Regions from separate parts of the Mus musculus genome. Here regions 1, 2 and 4 are each linked to region 3. A link is a loop called in an ENCODE intact Hi-C map of the cell type or tissue named here. Cell type or tissue: heart. All regions are shown on one strand.

Evidence for each region. Hi-C counts contacts between places; a loop is a spot of excess contacts. Peaks named below come from ENCODE experiments on the same cell type or tissue, not always from the same donor. Only the 100,000 strongest peaks of a DNase experiment are listed, where the experiment ranks them.
Region 1: a loop joins it to region 3, with 2.2 times the contacts of the local background. A loop is called at or near these places in 3 of 42 quality-filtered maps.
Region 2: it touches region 3 in a loop (2.3-fold over the local background); 2 of 42 quality-filtered maps call a loop at or near these places.
Region 4: it touches region 3 in a loop (2.5-fold over the local background); 7 of 42 quality-filtered maps call a loop at or near these places.

What each region holds. Positions count from the first base shown.
Region 1 is chr4:81,727,445-81,729,944 of GRCm38, reverse strand. No RefSeq gene overlaps it. Among named protein-coding and RNA genes, the nearest start is that of Gm11412, 15 kb to the left of the region's middle. In heart, no CTCF peak of the experiment used is centred here; a DNase peak (open chromatin) is centred at 1,414; H3K27ac peaks cover 694 bases.
Region 2 is chr4:81,896,083-81,898,582 of GRCm38, reverse strand. No RefSeq gene overlaps it. Among named protein-coding and RNA genes, the nearest start is that of Gm46886, 37 kb to the left of the region's middle. In heart, no CTCF peak of the experiment used is centred here; no DNase peak of the experiment used is centred here.
Region 3 is chr4:81,577,672-81,580,171 of GRCm38, reverse strand. No RefSeq gene overlaps it. Among named protein-coding and RNA genes, the nearest start is that of Mpdz, 140 kb to the right of the region's middle. In heart, a CTCF peak has its summit at 1,049; no DNase peak of the experiment used is centred here; H3K27ac peaks cover 1,375 bases.
Region 4 is chr4:82,310,967-82,313,466 of GRCm38, reverse strand. The region is part of intron 10 of Nfib (nuclear factor I/B); the gene reads left to right. Among named protein-coding and RNA genes, the nearest start is that of Nfib, 190 kb to the left of the region's middle. In heart, no CTCF peak of the experiment used is centred here; no DNase peak of the experiment used is centred here; H3K27ac peaks cover 1,463 bases.

The sequences.
Region 1 (2,500 bases), 150 kb before region 3:
GCCATAATGCATTTGTTATGACTGCAAGCACATCACAGAACTGTTAAGACGTGTGAGGGTCATATAGTTCTCCAGGTTGGTGATAGAAACTGCCTGGGAAATAAGTACTGTGGCTTACTCCTCTCTACTGATGAAATGTCTTTATTCTATGATTACTTCTAGCAAATGTATTTTAACAGTCACCCTTAGCTCTAGCCTCCTGAATTTCTTCAAACGATTTGTCTTCCAGACATTTGAATAGAAGGGTAATACATTGAGGCAAATTGTTAACCATGAAATCATCTCAACCAGAAATACAAATGTCTAGTGTGATGCCATTTGCCTAAGTCTGAATAAAGCTTAAGTAGCAAGTGATAGCCAGCAGATAACTACTGATTCACAGATTGCCATAAAGACTGCCTTGAGACTAGTAGTTCATGTCCAAGCCCTGTAAATACTCCTTGGCTTCTTGGTTATTTGGTTTTTTGTGTCACAGTTGAATTTAAACTTACAGTAATATATGTTTGCATTCAAAAGGATATTTGTTGTTAAGAGACAAAAACAAAAGAAGAGATTGAACTCAGAGGAAATGAAGGATTTAATGGAGAGAGAGAGAGAGAGAGAGAGAGAGAGAGAGAGAGAGAGAGAGAGAGAGAGAGAGAGAGAGAATTTCAAGTTTCAAGTAGATAGTGAGTGTGCGGTCAGTTAAATGGCATTCCCTGATTTCCCTGCCTTAGTCACCCGATGAGAGACTGCTGAGGCACAAATCCAAAGCAGCATATTGAGATCTGTCAAAAATTCCAAAGAAGGCCAGAGACATGGATCTCTACATAAAGACACTGGCCACCGATTCCTAAGATCTGAGTTCAAACCAGAAATTCATTTGGTGAAATATGAGAATCAACTCCTGCACATTGTCACCCACCCCATATCTCTCTCTGTCTCTCTGTCTCTGTCTCTGTCTCTGTCTCTCTGTCTCTCTGTCTCTCTCTGTCTGTCTGTCTCTCTCTCTCTCTCTCACACACACACACACAAACACACACACCATATACAAACAAATAATTTTTTTTAAAAAGAAACTTATTGTAATCTGGTCTCTACACCTCTAGGACTCTGTAATGCTTCCTTGTAAGAAAACTTTGAGGTTCCAGAATTTGGAAGATATCTTTTAAACATTAGCTAAAATATATTTTCATGGGTTTTTTTGTCACTGGATTTAAAAAAAAACAAAAACAAAACAAAACAGGAAAACGTTAGACAAACATGATAGTGTCTTGTGTTCCAGACAGACTTTCTGGAAAGTTGTGACTTTCACAAATCTAAAACAACAGCAACGAGGAAAAAAAAATAGTAACAATTTCTAGTCTCAAGCCAGGCTCCCTTAGTCAGCTGTCTATTTTTCTTGCCACCCAGATACTAAAGCGTTTGGCACCCGTGGGATCTTAGTATTTGGATCTGGAAGGGAAGCTCTCCCACCCTGGTTTTATCTGTAGACTGGATAAAGGTTTGGGATTTAGCAATAGGCTCTGCAAGCTCAGCTTGTGAAAATCACATTCTTTATCAACTCCCCAGATGGTTTAGATCATTAAAAACACAACAAAACAAAACAAAAGCCCTTCAGAGTGTACACTGTGAAGATATTCTCTAATTTCCAAGAAAAATAAATATATGTGGAATTTCTCACAGATTTCTCACACTTTCTCAGTACACAGCCTGAACCGCTGTGGTGAGTGGGAACTTAAAGCCACCGGGTTTGGTTTTTTTTTTTTTTTTTTTTTTTTTTTTTTTTTTTTAAACTGCAAAGCCTTGTGCTGAATACTTAACTTCCAGCAGCTCCTTTGCCTTTCCAGCTTGTCCGTCAGCCTCCGACTCTCAGTCAGTATTTATCTCTTGGGGGCTTAGCTTTAAACTGAAAAGTGTATGTCTTTATTCAGTGAATTTGGGGCAACGGCCTCTCAGTAAGCAACAAAAACAAAAAGGCTGTTTCAAGTCGAAGAGACTTCAAGAAAGCACCCCACCATCTGCCAAGGCCTGAGAAGGGCGCTGTGGGCCAACCACTCTTTACTGAACAGAAGAAACAGTCCCATCCTTTACATGTTCCGCACATCCTGGATCAAAATATAATGATCCCAGCAAAGAGATGGAGTAAAATGGATGCACCCACAATCAAGGGGTGCATCTATTAGAGGGCCCGACCACTGCTTAGTCGGCCTCATTGACTCTGATGTGGAAGTAAAACTGGGGGGCAGACGAAAGTGGGGCTGGAGGGAGAAGGGGGTCTTTCTAAGCGGGCATGCACCAGTGGGTAATGGCTGGCATTTGCAGAGCTGCATGGCAGGGGAGCTTTCAGCGGTTTGCCACTGCCAGCTGATGTCTCTGGCAACATCAGTGCCAAGAAGCCAAAAATGAAGCAGGTGCAGGGGCAGAGGAACTGAGTGCGGGGGGACGAGAGGGGGGTTTCAGAACAGAACTTCTGTTGTTAAAAAATTGCTTGCCTTCATTATAACCGAAACAATGGTTC
Region 2 (2,500 bases), 320 kb before region 3:
AACATGCTTCCTTAAACAGCTTTTGTTTTTTGTTTCAAACCACAGTCTAAATTTAAACCCTGGCCCAGCCTTTGGAGTTGACCTGTGGTTGTGAGTGTACCCTCATTGTTGCCTTGGGGACAATTACCTTCAGCCAGTCAAGTGCAAATAAGCTGTGTCTGTTTGAGCGCAAGGGCATTTTCATTGTCAGGAACCCTTTGGGAAGAGCCTTCTTACATGTTTTCCTTCTTGCTTTTTAAAAAATTTATTCAGTCAAAGACAGTACGATTTATCCTTCTAAATATTGTCTTTTATTAATGCTATTAGAGGCAAGATCCTGACCTATCTTTGTGTTTCTCTCCCCTTTATCTGAAAAGCTCTTAGCATGTCTGACCTCAGTTTTTCTTTCCAATCTCATCGCTTATTCAATCTTTGTGTTTGCTTCTCTTCACACTTTCTTCCATCTTCTGACTCATTCTTGTTCTTTCCTGCGAGGTAGGAGTGGCCTTTACTACTGTCCAATCATCTGATGCTTTGAGGTCTTTGCTTAAAGCCTAGCTCAGTATTTTATTTTTAATGAAGGCTTTAAGGACTTGTCTAGACCACCTCACCTCTCCTCTGCTTTGCAACTCTGAGGATACCTGTTAGGCTTGAGAGAATACTTTAGAATAAGCTCTATGTCCTGCTGGCCCTGTGCAATTATTTTATCTTCTGAATTGTAATGTTTTTTAATACCAGTGTCTTGTATTTTTAAAATCCAGTAAAAAGTATCTGTCACACTGTTGCATGGATGCTGTCGGGGACAAGAGCTGGTGCATTTCACAGTGTTCTTTCCATGTAGACCCTTGGGAGAAAAGTCTCTTAGTCCTTAAGACCCAGCAAAGTTAGACTTCTTCAGAACTGATGCTTTGTTTTGATCTTGTGGTCATCGTGAGTCACGTCTTCTTCTTTTCATAGGCGCAGAGCCAGAATTGCAGCCCCCCAAGAGTAACCAAGCCAGGCTTAATGGCATATGCTTGGCAGTAATAGCATTAACTCTGGCTTCTTATTCTTATTTCCTGTCTTTATTTTTCTTTCCTCCAGTGTTCTCCCTTATTTATTTTGTACTCGTGCAATTGTGCATATCTTTGTAAAAACATTCAATCATTTTTTGGAATTTGATGAGGACATCATACATATATACATGTGGGAAGCAAATAATTCTTTACATTATTTTATCTTTAAATAGTATGCAAATCATTAATATATAGCTTGATGATTATTTTTTACATATTCTTATACCCACATAACTTCCACCTAGATCAAGATATAGAAAATTCCAGAAACACTAGAAGGCACTTCCTTTGATTACTAATCTATCATTTTATATCTATGTATCTTGGTTTCCCATTTGCCCTGAATATTGTTTAAGACTGTACTTGTCTGTATTTCACAAAAGCCTATGATGATTTCTAAGGCACAGTAGGCATCGAAGGGCCTAGTGTCCAGCCCTGTCATCAGTGTAGCCTTCAGGGAGAGATGGAAGACTGAGCGGTCTTCTTGACCCTGGACTTCATGTGTCCAGTACAGGGTGTAGTGCCATGACGACCCTGAGCACACTGACTGAAAAGGTTTGTAGTATCTATCACTGACTCAATTCAAGAGAACACTTGTAATTTCCTTAATTCTGGAAGCCAAGCTGAGAAAATCCTGAGAAGTTACAGGTCATTTTCCTTTCTTTCTTTCTTTCTTTCTTTCTTTCTTTCTTTCTTTCTTTCTTTCTTTCTTTCTTTCTTTCTTTCTTTCTTTCTTTCTCTTTCTTTCTTTCTTTCTTTCTTTCTTTCTTTCTTTCTTTCTTTCTTTCTTCCTTCCTTCCTCTCTCTCTCTCTCTCTCTCTCTCTCTCTCTCTCTCTCTCTCTCTCTCTCTCTCTCTCTCTCTTAGACATAGCTTTACCAAGCCCTTCTCTGCCTTCTAAATACAGTAGAAGAACACAGGCAGGCTCTATCTACATGTAATAGGCTCAGTTAAAGTTTCACACCCTTCCTTCCAAAGCCTCTTGGACTTTGTGACCAGGAGGCTCAGTCTCTACACAGTGGAAAACAAACAAACAAATAAACAAAAACCATGAGCACCCACGAAAGGGTTCACTTGGCAGCTTGAGCCCCACCAACTCATTCTTTTCTTACTTAAATGCCCTGGCAAAGAAAAATGTGGAAATTCGGTCAGAATTTTTTCCCTTTGTGCCTGAAGATTGTTATTACTGGTCACCAAGAGAATAGTCTTGATTGAGAATTTATTTTGGAATGAATGTTTGCAAAGCATGTAAAGAAAAAAAAAACCAGAACAAAACAAGGGCATATTATTGGCAATGATGGAAACAAACAATACAGATTTTCAAGAACGATTTTCGTTGATTTTGGCCTGCCCTCCCTGGGCCATCTGATGAAGAAGCCTGTCCCTGAGCAAAGGGGATGGCAGGGGCTTGGGGAACGCTTTCAAGTGAGAGGAGGCCAAAGTGAGAGGGAAACCAGAAAGTCAGAG
Region 3 (2,500 bases):
ATTGGCAGACAGAGAAAGGAAAACAGAACGGTCCAGTCTACCAAACCATCCCAGAGGACACTGCTCAGTAATGGGAAGGCTGATAACACAGCAGTGCTCCTGAAAACCCTGCAGAAGGGCAAGGATCCGTTAAGATTGTTACGGATTCTGATGTAAGATTTAGGGGACCTAAGTTCTTTTCAAATTGACTTCATGTGTGCACAATCAGCCTACAGCTTCAGGTGCAGGGTAGATATGTGTCTACTGAAGTCTTGGCAACTGGAGATAGCTGTGTTCCTTGAGGCTTGTTTGCTCGAGGGGGGAGAGATAGAGAGCCTTCCCTTTTGAAAAGACATTTGTACCACAAATGTGCCACTGTCCACTAACAGAGGCTGTGTTTTGTTACAGCTCTGCAGGATTCGGGGTGGATTTTATGCCGTTCAACATGCACACCGTGGAGGATTTCGCTTGTTTGGGTACATCAAGCAAGGAAAAATCCAAACCAAAACAAAAAGACGCACACAATCAACACACACACAAAACAGGATTGGGCTCCTTTGTTTGGTGTCTGCTGTAACCCAGATTGTGGCAATTATCTCTCTGGCTTTACAAGCCTTTTCTTTCATTCTAAAGGCAGTTTTTGGAATCACATTACACTTAACTCAGTTTAACAAATAAGAGTGGTCTGGCAAAATGGCACCATGTGCTTTCCACAAATATCTGTGGTATAGGCAAACTCTCAGTATTTTTATTATGCCCAAGCCTCTTTGGTTTAAAGCAAAAGGACCAATGCAAAGAAAAGGGAAAGCCCAGACTTGGGGACTTGGGGTGTGTTGGGGTCGCTTTCTGCACCAGAGTGAGAAGGGAGGAAAGATACATATTAAAAATAACTCGAGGAGGAAAGAGTTTGGAGAGGTTTGGAAGCGTTAGCAAGGCATGGTTTCCCCTGGTGTGAGCTACAGGCTAATGATAGAATAGTGGCATCTGGCAGGGGAGCCCCGCAAGGCTGACAATGAGCACACTGTAGCTAGCCTGTGCAGCTTCACACTCCTGCCTCCTCTGTAGTCAGGACAAAGAATTGCAGGACACAAGCAAAGTAAAAGGGGGTGAAAGGGAGTCTGCGCTCAAGTTTGCTGTAATACAAATATACATACACAGTGCTACAGATGTTCCTCATTGGCGAAGGCTGGCACATAATCATGCTATGTGCTTCATAATATTTTAATGAGCCTTTTCTCTAAATAGCAATGAAAATGAACAATAAGAAGCTCTTAGGGAGGGAAAGTTGGTACGTTTATATTTTTTTTTTCTGTCTATGGGGGAAAATTCTCATAATAGGTTATATTAGAATGGCAGGGAAAAAATACTAGACTGGGTTTAATAAAATTGTACTGTGTCTAAACTATGATTTCTGAAGCTAGTTTCTTTCTGTTTCTAACTTCAGCAATTTATTCAGGTTAAAGGAATAACAAAGCAGACAAGAGCATAGTTCTGGTGGGGACTTTTTCTCCCTCTGCCTCCTTTCTCAATCTCATTTAAAGAAAAAGAAAGAGAAAAACTTCCTCAAGTGGAGCCTTGAACAATGCCATTAATAGTTAATATATTGTGCCAGCTAAAGTCTTGAAATAAATAACAAACCACTTAATACGTGTTGTAAATACCGTGCTGACTTAAACATTGCTACACAAGGTTACATCTCTTCAGGGGACAGATGGGAGACTGGACCCCAGTGGAAGGGGCAGGGTGTTTCTTTTCCTTTCTTTTGCTTTATCTTTTTTTCATTACAGAAAAAATTTCAAAAAGAAGACTAATCAAAGATTGTTATCTACCATAATGCAACCAGATTTTAGCGTTACTACCCTTACAAAGAAAAGTTTTGTTTTGACCTTGGTCAGTATGCCATTTAAAACTACTACAATGAAAAAAAAAATCTATAACAAAATCAGAGTGTATATCTTGGTTAAGATGTAGCTCCTTGGATTGCTCTTTTAGACGATTTTAATTTCATGGGACAGTTTGGTTTCTTTGTTTGTTTGTGTGTTTGTGTGTTTGTTTTAATTCATAGGGAACAGAATGAGACACTTTAGTGTGTGAAGTGGTACGTACCGTTACAACAGTAAAGGCTGGCTGGAAGTTGCTGTCTGCAGACGTCCGTGCATACATGGCTGTCTTTCCTGGATGCTGCCTTAACTGTGGCTCCCTAACTCTGACATCGCTTCCTGTAACTATCCTAGCTCTCAATGAGTTGTTTGCACAACTGAGAAGACATTTTCTCTCTGCTTACCCATCTGTGTATGTCCCATTGTTACCAACCCTTGTTTAAAAGTAAATGCCCATCATAGGGGTCCCAGATTGCTAGATGAACTGAAAATCTTTAAGTTATCACCATGCCTTAATGTGAGGAAGTTGACAAAGTGGGCCCTGGGAGTATGCTTGTGTAACAACTTTTTGAGAAGTTTATGAAATATTACTTTAAGACAGCTTAATTGTCAACCCTTCAATATCTGCTTTTCTTTAGAAT
Region 4 (2,500 bases), 730 kb before region 3:
CTGCTACTGTTATGAATATAGCATAAATATATGATATGCAGGATATTTTGATGCCCAAAGAGATTGCGACCTACATGTTGAAAACCACTGAGCTAGACTGTCACTACTCTAAATTTCAAAACAGTTATTGCTTATTATTTAAAATCTCTTTAAAGCTTAAGGAGAAAATTAGGGTTTGCATCTTTAATCATCATAATAAAATATTTCACATGTTGTCCTAAAGAAGCTTAAATACATTTAGTTTGAGTCTTTCAGTATTAAAAATTTGTCCTGAATTTGCTTGGTGCAAGTGTCTTGGTTAAGCAAGATGCTTACGAACCTGATTTTTTAGACATGCCTGTCAGAGAAATCTTTGGTGAATAATAGGTGATTTTTATTTTAGTTATTTAACTGTTTCCCTTTCCTACACTCCTTAGATTTTTTGCTTTATTGGGTAGTTTATTAGTTGAAAGATTGTTAATAGAAAAGATAATAATTTTAAAAGGAGTGAGAAAGAAATGTTATTGCTTAAGTAATAACTTGGTTCAAAAGGGTGATAATATATAAGCTGGCACAAATATTTGTCTCCTCAGACACCTCAGAAGTGTACACACTGCTGGTCCATAATATAGACAAAGACATCCAAATTCTATTTTGTAATTTATTAATGAATGAAAGTTTATTCGATATTAATTAGTATCTTGCCAACTTCTTTGGCATTAAATTATTTTTAAATATAATCTTTGGTCATTTTGTATATATGTAAACATTTTTCCTGTTTTAGAGGAAATATAGCTTTAAAACATTTAAGTGTGTGCATGCATATATACATAAATGATAAATGGAAATGACGAGTTTGGTTTAGCATCTTTGAAAGAATATGTAGGAAAGAAAGGCAAAACTAACTAAATAAATAAATGAAAATGTTGATTTTAAATGTTCAGGATGAGGCTAGAGATTGCCCACTTGAAATTTTTAGAAGTGGTTATAGAAAAAAGCAATCTGCATGTAACTAGCCGATTTACATAAGTGTCCTTCCGGAAAGATGGTAGTCTCTCAGCCTTTTCTCAGATAGCCTGTGAGTGGCACTTAGAATCTTCAGGTTTTGTGTGGAATTGTCAACTTTCAGAGAAAGCAGAGTTCCCTAGACACTAGCCTGTTGGCAGTCATTAGCAGCATTGGATGTGGTGTTTGCCTAAACATACATCCTATTTCTTGAAATGCTAACCTACCCCACACGGGCATTCACTGGTGAGTGGATCAGCAAGGGTCTCCTGGCTTGAACTCATAGGGGCCATGCTCTTCTCTTTCAAGGTTTCTATTTTGAAATGTGCCCCACTTATTTCTGAAGATAAACAGCATGGCCCAGCACATTGAATTCCTCTTGAGGAGGTCCACTCAGAGAAGTTAAAAAACCAATGAGTCATGAAACAACCCAAACCCTGCACTACTGGATAGGCCTGTAATCCTCATCCTCGGAAGGTTGGGGACATGTTCAAGGCCAGTCTGAGCTACATAGCGAGATTCTGTGTGTCCACTCCCCCAAGAAGTGTCCCCTCAAAAGCAAGTCTCACAAAGTTGCTTCCCATACACTATAGACTAAACAACTTTCCTCCTTTGAAACAGCAGAAACATGTCATCTCTTTAAAAATGACTAAGTATCTATTTTCCCCTTTGTACAAATTATGGCCTGCTTCTGGAATACCTACTTTTCATTGTATTTCTTTTCTGTTGTGACTTCTTTATAGCATTGAGCTGAGCAGACCCCACCCACCCGGCTCTCTGTACATCTTCCTCTGTCTGCCTGAGCAGACTTTTTCCAGTTCTTTATAAAACTATTTTTACTTTAAATAGCAAAGTAGTTTAAAGGCCCCTTCAGAATTGTAGATTGCATTTTCAGAACAAGAACTATCGTCCTGAAACCTCGGGCTCTATCTTAGGCTGTGCAGAAACTGTAGTCTGACAGGGAGTCGTCCACTTTTTAAAGCACCGTGTTTTCAGGACAGAGTTAAAGCAATTTGTCCCAAGTTTAAAGGCTTTTTGGCTGCAGTTACCATCTAGAAATGATCACAGAAGAGGGGAAGAGAGGCAAGCCAGGTTAGTGCTTTCAGCAAGGCAGCCTCTCTCCTATGTGAGAGGCAGTTATTTATAGCCTGCCTCTCCGAAGGTTAAAAACCATGATCTTCTAGATGGTTCGCTCCCTCCCCACCCCACCCCCTGCAACGCCAGATAAGTTTACTTTCTTAAGCATAAAAATAAGCAATATATCTTTTCAATAAATCTGCTAGCACTGTAGGGCAGCTGTTAACCAAACAGAACTGGATAGGGTTACCGGGAAGCATCCTGGAAAGTGGAGCCAATGTGCAGATCTAGGGAGAATTTGTCTCACTCAGGTCCTGTTCAGTGCCTTCTCCAGCTTCTTCAAGTGCAGGGACATATTTACAATGCCATGACTCTGAATTTTACATAAAACTCAAGCTCATTTTTTACTCTTTCCGAACAATGCCACTTTAGGAAAAAA